2 separate regions of the Homo sapiens genome follow, and region 2 is linked to region 1. A link is an interaction called in ENCODE POLR2A ChIA-PET data of the cell type or tissue named here. Cell type or tissue: B cell. All regions are shown on one strand. Each heading gives the region's core, and the rest is flanking DNA. Links, peaks and the distances in the headings are about the cores only.

Evidence for each region. Peaks named below come from ENCODE experiments on the same cell type or tissue, not always from the same donor. Only the 100,000 strongest peaks of a DNase experiment are listed, where the experiment ranks them.
Region 2: POLR2A ChIA-PET joins it to region 1 with 7 read pairs; 3 of 35 experiments call an interaction of 5 or more read pairs at or near these places.

The regions. Positions count from the first base shown.
Region 1 is chr19:11,565,892-11,573,442 of GRCh38, reverse strand. No RefSeq gene overlaps it. Among named protein-coding and RNA genes, the nearest start is that of ACP5, 8.0 kb to the left of the region's middle. RefSeq lists an enhancer at 5,021-5,110 and a silencer at 5,521-5,570. In B cell, for the core only: no CTCF peak of the experiment used is centred there; DNase peaks (open chromatin) are centred at 3,192 and 5,062; H3K4me3 peaks cover 10 bases; H3K27ac peaks cover 1,533 bases.
Region 2 is chr19:12,682,622-12,690,172 of GRCh38, reverse strand. GNG14 (G protein subunit gamma 14) reads right to left here and starts at 2,175. Exons shown (of 1, transcript NM_001316692.2): 1 at 1,751-2,175. The coding sequence starts at 2,124. The coding sequence ends at 1,801. FBXW9 (F-box and WD repeat domain containing 9) reads left to right here. Exons shown (of 10, transcript NM_032301.3): 6 at 63-211; 7 at 299-412; 8 at 543-632; 9 at 736-801; 10 at 883-1,257. The coding sequence ends at 957. RefSeq lists an enhancer at 6,550-7,072. In B cell, for the core only: no CTCF peak of the experiment used is centred there; no DNase peak of the experiment used is centred there.

The DNA of each region.
Region 1 (7,551 bases), core at 1,190-5,189:
GCAAGACTCTGTCTCAAAAAAAAAATTAATTCAATAAAATCCAAGCAGAAAGAAGGGTACAACATAAAGCAAGTCTTCCTCCACCCCAGGGGCAACTAATATTAATCATTTTCTTTCTCTATATAGTCTATGCCTCCATAATCAAAACATTCCCTTTATTATTTTCTTTTTTTTTTCTTTTTTTTTTTTTTTGAGATGGAGTCTCACTCTGTCACCAGGCTGGAGTGCAGTGGCGTGAGCTCGGCTCGCTGAAACCTCCAACTCCCAGATTCAAGCAATTCTCCTGGCTCAGCCTCCTGAGTAGCTGGGATTATAGGCACGCGCCACCACGCCCAGCTAATTTTTTTTTTTTTTTTTTTTTTTTTTGAGATGGAGTCTTGCTCTGTCGCCCAGGCTGGAGTGCAGCGGCGTGATCTCGGCTCACTGCAAGCTCTGCCTCCCGGGTTCACACCATTCTCCTGCCTCAGCCTCCCAAGTAGCTGGGATTACAGGCGTCTGCCACCACACCCGGCTCGTTTTTTGTATTTTTAAATAGAGATGGGGTTTCATCGTGTTAGCCAGGATGGTCTCAATCTCCTGACCTCGTGATCCGCCTGCCTCAGCCTCCCAAAGTGCTGGGATTACAGGAGTGAGCCACCGCGCCTGGCAATTTTTGTATTTTTAGTAGAGATGGGGTTTCACCATGTTGGCCAGGATGGTCCCAATCTCCTGACCTCATGACCTGCCCGCCTCAGCCTCCCAAAGTGTTGGGATTACAGGCGTGAGCCGCCGTGCCCGGCCTATTATTTCTTTAGGGAGAGGGGTCTTGCTATATTGTCCAGGCTGGAGTGCAGTGGTGCAATCATAGCTCCCTGCAGCCTCAAACTCCTGGGCTCAAGAAATCCTCCCACCCTAGCCTCTCAAGTAGCTAGGACTACAGGCACGCACCACCACTCCTAACTAATTTTTAGATTTTTTTTTTTTGTAGAGATGGGAGTCTTGTTCTGTTGCCCAAACCGGTCTTGTACTCCTGGGCTCAAGCAATCCTCCTGCCTCAGCCTCCGAAAGTGTTGGGATTACAGGCATGAGCTATTGCTTCCAGACTGTTTTTCAGAGACAGAGTTTTGCTATGTTGCCCAGGCTGGTCTTGAGCTCCTGGGCTCAAGTGATCCATCTCAGCCTCCCGAGTAGATGAGATTACAGGGGCATGCCACTGCAAACACATTCCCATTTTTTACACCAAAAGCAACACAATATACACATAGTTCTGCACACATTCCCGTTACTGCACTCCACTTTTTTTTTTTTCTTTTTTGAGATGGAGTCTCACTCTGTCACCCAGGCTGGAGTACATGGGTGTAATGTTGGCTCACTGCAACCTCCATCTCCTGGGTTCAACCGATTAAGCAATTCTCCTGCCTCAGCCTCCCAGGTAGCTGGGATTACAGGCCCCCACCACCATGCCTGGCTAATTTTGTATTTTTAGTAGAGACGGCATTTCACCATGTTGGTCAGGCTGGTCTTGAACTCCTGACCTCAGGTGATTCACCTGCCTTGGCCTCCCAAAGTGCTGGGATTACAGGCATGAGCCACTGTGCCCAGTCCTGAATTGTTTCTTGCATAAGATCCAAGAATGCTCTCTTGGGGTCTGGATCGAGACCCCTTTCCTGTAACACTTCGAACAATTTTGCAATCCTCAATGTCATAACAAATGACCTTGTCTACGCATTACCTATGGGGCAGACATGTTTGCAGGATTCCCAGGAACAAGGAAAAAGATCGCACTTCTTTTTGACAGCCACGAAGCTTCTGCCTTATGTCACTGGCTCCTTGCTAGTGCCCCTTGCAGGATTTTATTGGTTTTGGGGGTTGTTTTGAGAGACAGAATCTTGCTCTGTCACTCAGACTAGAGTGCAATGGCAGGATCATAGCTCACTGCAGCCTCAAATTCACAGGGTCAGGTGATCCTCCTGCCTCAACCTCCCAAAGTGCTGGGATTGCAGGCGTGAGCCAAAGTGCCAAAGTGCTCAGCCTCATTGAGGTTTTTTTTTTGAGATGGAGTCTCACTCCATCAGCCAGGCTGGAGTGCAGTGGCACGATCTTGGCTCACTGCAACCTCCGCCTCCCGGGTTCAAGCAATTCTCTGCCTCAGCCTCCCAAGTAGCTGGGACTACAAGCACACGCCACCATGCCCAGCTAATTTTTGTATTTCTAGTAGAGATGGGGTTTCGCCATCTTTGCCAAGCTGGTCTTGAACTCCTGACCTCATGATCCACCCACCTCGGCCTCTCAAAGTGCTGGGATTACAGGCGTGAGCCACCGCACCCAGCCGTGGTCTTTTTAAATCTTTCCTTCTAGGCCAGGCATGGTGGCTCACACCTGTAATCCCAACACTTTCAGAGGCCGAGGCAGGTGGATCACCTGAGGTCAGGAGTTTGAGACCAGCCTGACCAATATAGTGAAACCCCGTCTCTACTAAAAATACAAAAATTAGCTGGGCATGGTGGCGTGTGCTTGTAGTCCCAGCTACTTGGGAGGCTGAGGCAGAGAATTGCTTGAACCCGGGAGGCGGAGGTTGCAGTGAGCCGATATGACGCCACTGCACTCCAGACTGAGCAACAGAGCGAGACTCTTTCTCAAAATACATAAATAAATAAATAATTGTTTCCCTCTTACCAACAAGGCTGCAGTGGTGGTCCCTGGACCAATGCTGTGAAAGTAATGTGTAAGAAAACTTCTAGAAGGAGAATTATCTCAGGGCTGGGCACAGTGGCTCACACCTGTAATCCCAGCACTTTGAGAGGCTGAGGCAGGCAGATCACTTGAGGTCAGGAGTTGGAGACCAGCCTGGCCAACATGGTGAAACCCCATCCCTACTAAAAATACAAAAAATTAGCTGGGTATGGTGGCACGTGCCTGTAATCCCAGCTACTGAGGCTGATGCAGGAGAATCGCTTGAACCCAGGAGGCAGAGGTTGCAGTGAGCCGAGATCACACCACTGCAATCCAGCCTGGGAAACAGAATGAGACTCCGTTTCAGGGGAAAAAAAAAAAAAAAAAAATCTCAGGGCCTGTTTTTCTTATACTGAAAGCAGAGTGCTAGACCTGATGTGACAGTTGCAGGGGAGCCCAGTTCCCCTCTGAGGGAGAGTTAAGTAACACCCACCCCCAGGCAACCCAGGCCATTAGCGCTAGGCAAGGCACAGGAACCCCTCCTTTGGCCCACCCTCAACCGCCACTTGCAACTGCTACACGGCAGGGACCCAGTTGTTTGGCTCCAGCTGCCTGCCTAGCGGAGTGAAATGAATCTGGACAAAATGTAAACAGGGCTGAGTGCAGTGGCTCATGCCTGTAATCCCAGCACTTTGGTAGGTAGGGGCAGGCAGATCACTTGAGGACAGGAGTTCAAGACCAGCCTGGCCAATATGGCAAAAACCCACCTCTACTAAAAAATACAAAAGAATGAGTCAGGCCTGGTGATGCATGCCTATAATCCCAGCTATTTGGGAGGCTGAGGCATGAGAATCGTTCTTGTCTGGGAAGTGGAGGCTGCAGTGAGCTGTGATCACGCCACTGCACTCCAGTTTGGGAGACTATCTCAAAAAAAAAAAAAAGTAACTGAGGTTACTTCTGGGGAGAGGCACTTGGTGAAATTGTCACCTTTCATTTGTTATTTTACTTATTTTTTTTTTTTTGAGAAGAAGTTTCCCTCTTGCTGTCCAGGCTGGAGTGCAGTGACGTGATCTCAGCTCACAGCAACCTCTGCCTCCCAGATTCAAGCGATTCTCCTGCCTCAGCCTCCTGAGTAGCTGGGATTACAGGCATGCGCCACCACGCCTGGTTAATTTTGTATTTTTTAGTAGAGACAGGGTTTCTCCATGTTGGTCAGGCTGATCTTGAATTCCCGACCTCAGGTGATCCACCCGCCTAGGCCTCCCAAAGTGCTGAGATTACAGGCATGAGCTACTGCTCCGGCTTATTTGTTACTTTGCGCGCGCGCGTGTGTGTGTGTGTGTGTGTGTGTGTGTGTGTGTGTATCTTGGTATAATTTGCTACTTTATAGATGTCAATACTGTTGAATTTGTTACAAGGTGTATGTGTTACTGTTACAATTTTTTGGTTTTTTTTGAAACAGTGTCTCACTCTGTTGCCCAGGCTGGAGTGCAATGGTGTAATCATAGCTCACTGCAGTTTCCACCTCCTGAGCTCAAGGGATCCTCCTGCCTCTGCCTCCTGAGTGGCTGGGACCACAGCTTCACCCCACCACTCTTGGTTAATTTTGTGTGTGTGTGTTTTGTAGAGATGGGGTCTTGCTATGTTGCCTAGGCTGGTCTCAAACTCCTGACCTCAAGTGATTCTTCCTCCTTAGCCTCCCAAAATGCAGGATTACAGGTGTGAGCCATCATGTCTGGCCAACTGTTATAATTAAGCAGTGATCTTTCCAAAATGCAATCCTGGCCAGGGGTGGTGGCTCACACCTGTAATCCCAACACTTTGGGAGGCTGAGGCGGGCAGATCACTTGAGATCAGGAGTTCGAGACCAGCCTGATCAACATGGCAAAACGCTGTCTCCATTAAAAATACAAAAATTAGCTGGCATTGTGGCGGGCGCCTGTAATTCCAGCTACTCAGGAGGCTGAGACAGGAGAATCACTTGAACCCAGGAGGTGGAGGTTGCAGTGGGCCGAGGTCGTACCACTGCACTCCAGCCTGGGCAACAGAGCAAGACTCTGTCTCAAGCAAACAAACAAATCCCCAAAATGTAATCCTGAGTTTGTTCCAGCTGCCATTTACCGTCACTTCTGATCCTGGCCCATGAGGCAGGGGCCAGAATCATCCTTGCTTCTCAGAGGCTATTACAGAAGCTCAGACGTGTTTTTGTGGGTTTTTATTTTTTAATTTTTTTTGGTACAATATTTATCTTAGATTGGACGGCTTAACCACTGTGACCAAGGTAATTTCTAGGAAGTGGCAGTCCCTCAATCTTAACCACAACAGTCTAGGGAGGTCACAGCCGCGCTCTTCTCACTGACTCAGAGGCACCAGACAGGCAGGAGTCTGAATCAGAGGTCACCATCATAGCCCAAGGACCCCGTTCTCATGGCCCAGAGCACAGAAAGAAGAAGTGACACATCCAATGTCACACGAAGACTGAGTGGCAGGGGAGGGGGGATTGTAACTCAGGCTCCCTCCTCTACATCAGCCAGACACTTCTACCGAGCACCAAGGACCAAAGCTCTGTGCCAGGCAGCTGGGGACCCAAGGACACTAGGAGGAATAAATCAGGGTGGGCGCTGGCCCTCAGGGAGCTTCTGTCTTGCTGAGGAGACAACACCAGCCAGCACTCAGCCATCTTAATTAATTATTTTATTTTTTTCTTTACTTTTCTGTTTTTTAGACAGGGTCTCACTCTGTTGCCCAGGCTGTCAGGCTGGAGTACAGTAGTGTGATCACAGCTCACTGCAACTTCCGTCTCCGGGGCTCAAGCAATCCTCCCTCCCACCTAAGCCTCCTGAACAGCTGGGACTACAAGCACACACCACCACACCTGGCTAATTTTTTTTTTTTTTTTTTTTTTTTTTTTTTTTGAGACGGAGTCTCGCTCTGTCACCCAGGCTGGAGTACAGTGGCGCAGCCTCGGCTCACTGCAAGCTCCGCCTCCCGGGTTCACGCCATTCTCCTGCCTCAGCCTCTCCGAGTAGCTGGGACTACAGGCGCCCGCCACCACGCCCGGCTAATTTTTTTTTTTTTTTTTTTTTTAGTAGAGACGGGGTTTCACCGTGAGACAGAGTCTTGCTCTGTCGCCAGGCTGGAGTGTAGTGGCCTGATCTTGGCTCACTGCAACCTCCACCTCCCAGGTTCAATTGATTCTCCTGCCTCAGCCTCCCGAGTAGCTGGGACTACAGGTAAGTGCGCCACCATGCCCAGCTAATTTTGTATTTTTAGTAGAGACGGGGTTTCACCATGTTGACCAGGATGGTCTCGATCTCCTGACCTCGTGATCCACCCACCTCGGCCTCTCAAAGTGCTGGGGTTACAGGCGTGAGCCACTGCACCCAGCCAATTTTTGTATTTTTTGTAGAGAGGGGGTTTCACCACTTTGTCCAGGCTGGTCTTGAACTCCTGGGCTCAAGCAATCTGTCCATCTCGGCTTCCTGAAGTGCTGGGATTATAGCCATGAACCACCGCACCCGGCCTAATTTATTTATTTTAAGAAATGGTGTTCGGGCATGGTACATCACGCCTGTAATCCCAGCACTTTGGGAGGCCAAGGCGGGCAGATCACCTGAAGTCAGGAGTTTGAGACTAGCCTGGTCAACATGGTGAAATCCCTCCTCTACCAAAAAATACAAAAATTAGCCAGACACGGTGGTGTGCACCTATAACCCTAGATACTTGGGAGGCTAAGGTGGGAGAACTGCTTGAACCCGGGAGGTGGAGGTTGCAGTGAGTCGAGATCACACCACTGCACTCCAGCCTGGGCAATGGACTGAGACTCTGTCTCCAAAAAAAAAAAAAAAAATGCCGGGCGCGGTGGCTCATGCCTGTAATCCCAGCGGTTTGGGAGGCCGAGGAGGGCAGATCACGAGGTCAGGAGATCGAGACCATCCTGGCTAACACGGTGAAACCATCTCTACTAAAAACACACGCACAAAAAAATTAGCCGGGCGTGGTGGCGGGCGCCTGTGGTCCCAGCTACTCGGGAGGCTGAGAGGCAGGAGAATGGTGTGAACCTGGGAGGTGGAGCTCGCAGTGAGCCAAGATCGCGCCACGGCACTCCAGCCTGGGCGACAGAGCAAGACTCCATCTCAAAAAAAAAAAAAAAAAAAGAGAGATGGAGTCTCCCTAGGTTGCCCAAACTGGTCTTGAACTCCTGTCCTCAAGTGATCCTCTCACTTTGGCCTCCCAAAATGCTGGGATTACAGGCATAGCCACCACACCAGGTTCAGCCATTTTTGGAAAGATGCCTTTTAACCTGCAAGAAACGAGACAGCAGAGTCCCTCAGGCAAGTGGCAGGGTTTCATCTCTTCTCGATCCTCCTGAGCAACCAACCACTCCTGATTTCAGCTGTCACAGACACTATCATCTTGCCACTCTGCTTGTCAAACTAGAGGCTGAAAAAGGGACTGGCATTCTCATGCAGCCAGTAGGCTGTCTGTCACTTGACACTCAGGCCATGTCCACTTCCTAAACAGCATCCCAGGCCAAGAATCATGAATAAGAAGGTGAGATACCTGCCTTACCAATAGCAAAACATACAGTCATCAAAATAGTAACACACTGGCTCAGGGTCAGGTGTGGTGGCTCACACCTGTAATCCCAGCACTTTGGGAGGCTGAGGCAGGTGGATCACCTGAGGTCAGGAGTTCAAGACCAGCCTGGCCAACATAGCGAAACCCTGTCTCTACTAAAAATACAAAAATTAGCCAGGTGTGATGGTGGGCACCTGTAATCCCAGCTACTCGGGAGGCTGCTGAGGCAAGAGAATCACTTGAACCCTGGAGGCAGAGGTTGTAGTGAGCCGAGATTGCGCCACTGCACTCCAGCTTGGGTGACAGAGCAAGACACCG
Region 2 (7,551 bases), core at 1,269-5,268, 1.1 Mb before region 1:
GGGCTGGGGGGGGCCTTCGAGGGGCTCTGATATCCCTCCTCACCGGCCCATCACCCATGAAGCCGGCCCAGCCCTGTTGAAGCACCAGCAACTACACTCCAGACCCGTGCTGACCCTGCTGGCGGATGACCGGCACATCATCTCAGGCAGCGAGGACCACACCCTGGTGGTGGTGGACCGCCGAGCCAACAGCGTCCTGCAGCGTCTGCAGGTGGGCCCTCCCCAGGGGCCTGGAGGGATGGGGACTGTTGCAGGCCCAGCCCGGCCTGAGCTGTCCCGTCCCTTGTCCCTCTCGTAGCTGGACTCCTACCTGCTCTGCATGTCCTACCAGGAACCCCAGCTCTGGGCTGGTGACAACCAGGGCCTGCTGCACGTCTTCGCCAACCGCAACGGCTGCTTCCAGCTTATCCGGGTCTGCTGGAGCTCCTGCCCCTGACTGTCCCTCCCCCCGGGCTTCCTTCCTACCCGAGCCCCTGGTGGTGTGGGGGAGGGCGGGCCTTGGGAGAGCCTCGACTGAGTGTTGCCTGATCCTCCTCCTGCAGTCCTTTGATGTGGGCCACAGCTTTCCCATCACTGGGATCCAGTACTCCGTGGGAGCCTTGTACACCACATCCACTGACAAGACCATCCGGGTGAGGCTCCTGCCCAGCCCCCACCCCAGGACAGTCCCTGCCTCTCCCCTACCTCCATCAGCCAGGGGCACACCTCTTGACCTCGCCCATTGCCCCTCACTAGGTGCACGTGCCCACAGACCCACCAAGGACCATTTGCACCCGAAGGCATGACAATGGGCTCAATAGGGTAAGGTCCTGCCCCATGTGCCCTGCCCAGCTGGCCAGAGCGCCATCGTCCCTGACTCCTCATGTTCCTCCCCCTTCCCAGGTCTGTGCTGAGGGCAACCTGGTGGTGGCCGGCTCTGGAGACCTGTCGCTAGAGGTCTGGAGGCTGCAGGCCTGAGCAGGTGGGCGTGGATGTGGATACTGCCTGCCGGAGGCTGGGCTTCCTCCTCTGTTCTTGGGGGACCATCCCCAATGTTGGTGCTGCCTCCGCCCCGTGGGCCTAGGGCACAAGGAGTCCCAGCCACATTCGGGTGAGCGTCCTGGCCTGGGCCCTATGCCCGGGGGAAGGGTGAAATTGGGGTTCAGGCCCACCCAGGGGGCCGCTTCCCACTCTTGGGCCCTGGTTTTGTTATGATTTGGATGCCCCGCTCTCAGTTGAGAGCGAAGGAGAAATAAACCTGACATGTTGGTGCTTGGGCCTGGAGTGTGAGTGTGGTTTGCCTGCTGGGGTTCTGCCTGTGCCTGCTTGGGGCTGTGGGGCTGCGGGCCTGCATGGGAGTGACTGGGAGAGATAGCAAGTCTGGGCTGGGGGTGCATGTCAGCTGTTGCTGTGCATTTGAAGAGGGAGAGTCCTGAGGATCGTGGGCATCTGTGTCTATGATGTCACGTGTGTGTGTGATGTGTGACGCGTGTGGTGTATAGATTATGACTCAAATCCTGGCCATTTGTCTGCACGGTGGGAAAGGGTACCTGCTCAGGCTATCCCATGGGTGCTGGCGAGGGCAAGAGGGATGGCGTGCTCTCCGTCTGGGGCTCCAGGGTGTGTGTGTGCTGCTGTGGCTGTGACCCCGGGGGCAGGCAGGGAGGGAGGCTGGGCCAGGTACGCACCTGGCCCCTGCAAGCCCAAAGTCCCTCTGGTCTCCCATCTCAGCCCAGCTCAGCCATGCCCTGAGAAGTATTCACTTCATGTTTATTGAGGCCCCCTGGTTTGCCCAGGCCACAGGGTGGCATTGCCCTGGGTTCATAGGATGGCATAGGGCTTCTTCTCCTTGAAGGAGTTGGTGGCGGCCGGGATGCCCACAAGGAAGGGGTCATTCTTGGCCTGCTCCGTGCAGAACTTCAGCAGATCGGCGGCCATCTTTGGACACCTGCAGACCAACTGGTTCAGCCAGACCAGACCCAGGCATGCACCTGTCCCCTGGCCCATGTGTTCCCACCTCTTCCCGCCTCCTGCACTGGCCCCGACCCTCACCTTCACTTGGTCGATGCCTGCCTCCATCTGGAGCTGCTCCACTGCCCAGAGGGCCTGCCCAATGTCACTGTTGATGGCCACCTTGCTGGACATCTGGGTAAAGTGGGCAGGCCGTGGGCAGCAGGCCCAACCTCAGTCCCCTAGGGGGAGCCTAGGGCTGCCCGAGGGTTCCCACACCTCCTTCTATGTTCCTTGGGGGCTGCAGGATGAGGGTGGCTGCTCCTGGACCCATCAGGCCCACACACCTCGGCTAAGGGCTCCGGCCCAAGTCACCTCTGGCTGCCTGGTCCTCTGGTGGCCACCCTGCTGTGGCTCCCTCCCCAACCCAGCCTGTCCTCTTCAACCCCCTTTTCTCCCTCGGCTACCCCTGCAAAGACTTTGAAGCCAGGGCTCTCATGGAGTGAAATGTCACCAGCTGCAGCAGCAGCTGCTGCCTCGGCTGAGGGGGTCCCTGCCCCAGGAGGCCCTGTGGCTCCTCTGGTGTCATGTGTCACCTGGGTCCCTGTGGGCTAGGTGCCTTGGCTGGGGGAGTGAGGAGGCCCTGGCCTCCCCCTGGCCTGCTGGATCTCCTGCTAACTGTTCCCAACACATCTGCTTTGTCAGCCTCTGCCATCTCCAACATGCAGCCTTGCCTCTCCTCCTGTTGTCGCCACTGCTCAGGCTCAAATCTCCAATGCCTTCGTTCTTTTTTTTTTTTTTTTTTTTTTTTTTGAGAGAGAGTCTTGCTCTATCACCCATGTTGGAGTGCAGTGGTGCGATCTCAGCTCACTTTCAACCTCCACCTCCCGGGCTCAAGTGATTCTCCTGCCTCAGCCTCCTGAGTAGCTGGGATTACAGGCGTATGCTACCACACCCGGCTAATTTTTTTTTTTTTTTTTTTTTTGAGATGGTATTTCGCTCTTGTTGCCCAGGCTAGAGTGCAATAGCGTGATTTCGGCTCACTGCAACCTCCGCCTTCTGGGTTCAAGCGATTCTTCTGCCTCAGCCTCTCGAGTAGCTGGGATTACAGGCATGTGCCACCATGCTCGGCTAATTTTTTGTATTTTTAGTAGAGATGAGGTTTCACCATGTTGGTCAGGCTGGTCTTGAACTCCTGATCTCAGGTGATCCACTTGCCTCAGCCTCCCAAAGTGCTGGGATTACAGGCATGAGCCACTGCGCCCGGCCACACCTGGCTAATTTTTGTATTTTTAGTAGAGAAGGGGTTTCACCATGTTGGCCAGGCTGGTCTCGAACTCCTGACCTCAAGTGATCCACCTGCTTCGGCCTCCCAAAGTGCTGGGATTACAGGTGTGAGCCATCGTGCCTGGCCTTCTTTTCTTTTTTTAAGCCCAGGTTCTCGCTCTGTCGTCCAGGCTGGAGTGCAGTGGTACAATCATAGCTCACTGTAACTTCAAACTCCTGGGCTCAAGTGATCCTCTCAACTCAGCCTCCTGATTAGCTAGAATTATAGGCGTGAGCCACCGTGCCCTGCTAATTTATGTTTTTAACTTTTTGTAGAGATGGTTCTTACTATGTTGCCCAGGCTGGTCTTGAACTCCTGGCCTCAAACGATCCTCTTGCCTTGGCCTTCCAAAGGAATTATAGGCATAAGCCACTGAGCCCTGCCCCGAGATTCTAATATGTGCCCAGCACTGTGCAAAAACCCAAATTAGCAATGAAACAAGACAAAACCTTGCCCTCATGGAGCTGCCTTTCTAGTTAGGCAGGGATGGACAACAGAAAATGTACTCAGTGAAAGAGTATACATGTGAAAGGGCATATGAAAGAAGAATAAAATCAAAGTAAAGGGGAGAGGAGTGGTCAGGGCAGGCCTCTCAGAGGAGGTGACATTTGAACTTAGGCCCAAAGGAGGAGAAGGAACTGAGAAATGGGGTGTTCTAGGCAGAAGGAGCGGCAAGTACCTGACTCCTTGGACAAAAAAGAGCTTGGTGGGTTCCAGGAATAGCAAAGAGGTCTGTGTAGCTGGAGAGGAGAGAGGGAGGGAGGGCCAGCATGGTGGGAGATGGCAGCAGGGAGGTTGAGAGGTGCCCTTTAAGGCCACTGTGAAAAGCTTGGATTTTACTCCCAGGGGGAAGCTACCATTAGGAGGTTTTAACAGTGACATGTTTGATTTATGGTTAAAGAGCTGTGGCATGCACCTGTAGTCCCAGCTACTGGGGAGGCTGAAGTGGGAGGATCACTTGAGGCCAGGAGGTCGAAGCTGCAGTGAGGTGTGATTGTCCCACTGCACTCCAGCCCTGGTGACAGAGTGAGACCCTGCATCAAAAAAAAAAGCTCAGCGGCTGGGCACGGTGGCTCATGCCTGTAATCCCAGCACTTTGGGAGGCTGAGGTGGGCGGATCACGAGGTCAGGAGATCAAGACCATCCTGGCTAACATGGTGAAACCCCGTCTCTACTAAAAATACAAAAAATTAGCTGGGCGTGTGGCGGGCGCCTGTAGTCCCAGCTACTTGGGAGGCTGAGGCAGGAGACTGGCGTGAACCCGGGAGGTGGAGCTTGTAGTGAGCCGAAATCACACCACTACACTCCAGCCTGGGCGACAGAGCAAGACTCCGTCTCAAAAAAAAAAAAAAAAAAAAAAAAGCTCTCTGATTTTAGCTGTTAGGTGGGAGATGGGTTGGAGGATACCAAAGCCAGCTTGCAGGCTATGGGGATAAAGAAAACACCTGGATTTCGGACCTACTTTATAGGTAGAGGTTGGCAGACATGCTGAGAAGGATGGATGTGGGGTGTGAGAAAAGGGGAGACAGCAAGCTGCGCTCCTCATTTTTAATTTTTATTTATCTATTTTTGAGACGGAGTTTCGCTCTGTTGCCCAGGCTGGAGTGCAGTGGCACCATCTCAGCTCACTGCAACCTCCACCTCCCGGGTTCAAGTGATTCTCCTGCCTCAGCCTCCTGAGTAGCTGGGATTATGGGTGTGCGCCACCACACCCGGCTAATTTTTGTATTTTTTAGTAGAGACGGGGTTTCGCCATGTTGTCCAGGCTGGTCTCTAACTCCTAACCTCAGGTGATCTGCCCTCCTTGGCATCCCAAAGTGCTGGGATTACAGGTGTGAGCCACCGCGCCCAGCCCCAATCCCTATTTTTCAGTCTAGTGGATGAGTGGAGGGTGGGGCCGTTTGCTGAGATGCAGAAAGATCAGGGATAGGTGGAGAGGGAGCTGAGGGGGCAACTTTGAGGTCCAAGCGAGGATGTCAAGGAGGATGTCTGTCTCCTCCAACAAGGTAGGCTCATTCCAGCCTCACGGCTTTTGCTGTTCTGTCTTCCCATGTGCAGGAAATGGCCTCTCTGCATCTTCACATACGGGGATTTTCTCAGCCTTCTGGCTTTGGCTCAAATCTCACCTCCTTGGCGTCCTTCACCCATCCCTCCAACTAAAATCCCGAACTCCTCCACCTAAAGACTCAAATTATCCTGTTTAAATCCTGATTGCGCTGGGCGCGGTGGCTCACACCTGTAATCCCAGCACTTTGGGAGGCCGAGGCAGGCAGATCACCTGAGGTCAGGAGTTCGAGACTAGCCTGACCAACATAGTGAAACCCCATCTCTACTAAAAATACAAGAATTAGCCGGGCGTGATGGCTCATGCCTGTAATCCCAGCTACTCGGGAGGCTGAGGCAGGAGAATTGCTTGAAACTGGGAGGCAGAGGTTGCGATGAGTGGAGATCGCGCCATTGCACTCCAGCCTGGGCAACAAGAGCGAAACTCTGTCTCCAAAAAAAACAAAAAACAAAAAAGGCCTGATAGCACTCACCACTATTGTTAACTTTCTATCTTCCCAATCAGATTGTGGGCTCCAGTAGGGCAGGGTCCACATCTTGGTCTTGTTCACCACTAAATCCTTAGTGCCTAGCACGGAGCCCACCATAGAGAATAGACTACATGAATTGTAGAGTGAGTGAATAATCCTGTTGGCCGTATGCACTGTTAGGAGGGTGTGTTTGAGATACAGATGACACCCAGGGTCTCACATTCTTGCAGGAGGGAAAGAGACGTCAGCCCTGGGTCCCAGAAGAGGCCACTGACCCAGTGGGAGTTCAGGGAAGGCTTCCCAGAGGAGGTGGAGGTGACAGCTGCAGCTATAAGGGAAGGAAGAACAGAGCGTTATGCAGCATGTGAAGGCTTTGGAGACTTGTGAGGGCACGAACCGGGCTCACTATCCCATTAGACAAAAGTGGCTGAGGAAGGATGAAACTGTGTCTAACTCTGCCTGGTGACCGAAATCTTGTCCATGGGTGACGCTTAAGAAGTGACCCTCGGCCGGGCGCAGTGGCTCACGCCTGTAATCCTGGCACTTTGGGAGGCCAAGGCGGGCGGGTCACGAGTTCAGGAGATCGAGACCATCCTGGCTAACACGGTGAAACCCCATCTCTACTAAAAACAGAAAAAATTAGCCGGGTGTGGTGGCGGGCACCTGTAGTCCCAGTTACTCGGGAGGCTGAGGCAGGAGAATGGCATGAACCTGGGAGGCAGAGCTTGCAGTGAGCCGAGATTGCGCCACTGCACTCCAGCCTGGGCGACAGAGCGAGACTCTGTCTCAAAAAAAAAAAAAAAAAAAAAAGTGACCCTCATAAAAAAATTAGCTGGGCACGATGGTGCACACTAGTCGGAATGCTGGGGTGGGAGGATGACCTGAGTCCGGGAGTCAGAGGTTGCAGTGGGCCGAGATCGCGTCACAGCACTCCAGCCTGGCGACAGAGTGAGACCCTATCAAAAAATAGCAGCAGGCCAGGCGCGGTGGCTCATGCCTGTAATCCCAGCACTTTGGGAGGCTGAGGCGGGCGGATCACGAGGTCAGGAGATCGAGACTACCCTGGCTAACACGGTGAAACCCCGTCTCTACTAAAAATACAAAATATTAGCCGGGCGTGGTGGCCGGCGCCTGTAGTCCCAGTTACTGGGGAGGCTGAGGCAGAAGAATGGCGTGAACCTGGGAGGCGGAGGTTGCAGTGAGCCGAGATCGTGCCACTGCACTCCAGCCTGGGAGACAGCGCAAGACTCTAGCTCAAACAAACAAACAAACAAAACAGCAACAACAACAACAAAACCATCCTCCCCTCCCGAGGGGACAGAACAGAAACGAATGGGCGAGTGCCGGGCCAAGCAGTGGGTCTCCAGCAGGTGGCATTAAAATAGGAATTTTGGCTGGGGACGGTGGCTCACACCTGTAATCTCAGCACTTTGGAAAGCCCAGGCGGGCGGTCACCTGAGGGCAGAACCAGCCTCGCCAACATGGTGAAATGCCATCTCTACTAAAAATAAAAAATTAGCCAGGCCTGGTGGTGGGTGTCTGTAATCCCAGCAACTCGGGAGGCTGAGGCAGGAGAATCGCTTGAACCAGGGGGGCAGAGGTTGCAATGAGTCAAGATTGCACCACCGCACTCCAGCCTGCGTAACAAGAGCGTGTAACTCTTGTCTCAAAAATAAATTAAATAAATAAATAATAAAAATAAAAAAGAATCTTCATTCATGGGAAGTCGAGAACACATGAAAACAAGTAAAGGCCGAAGCG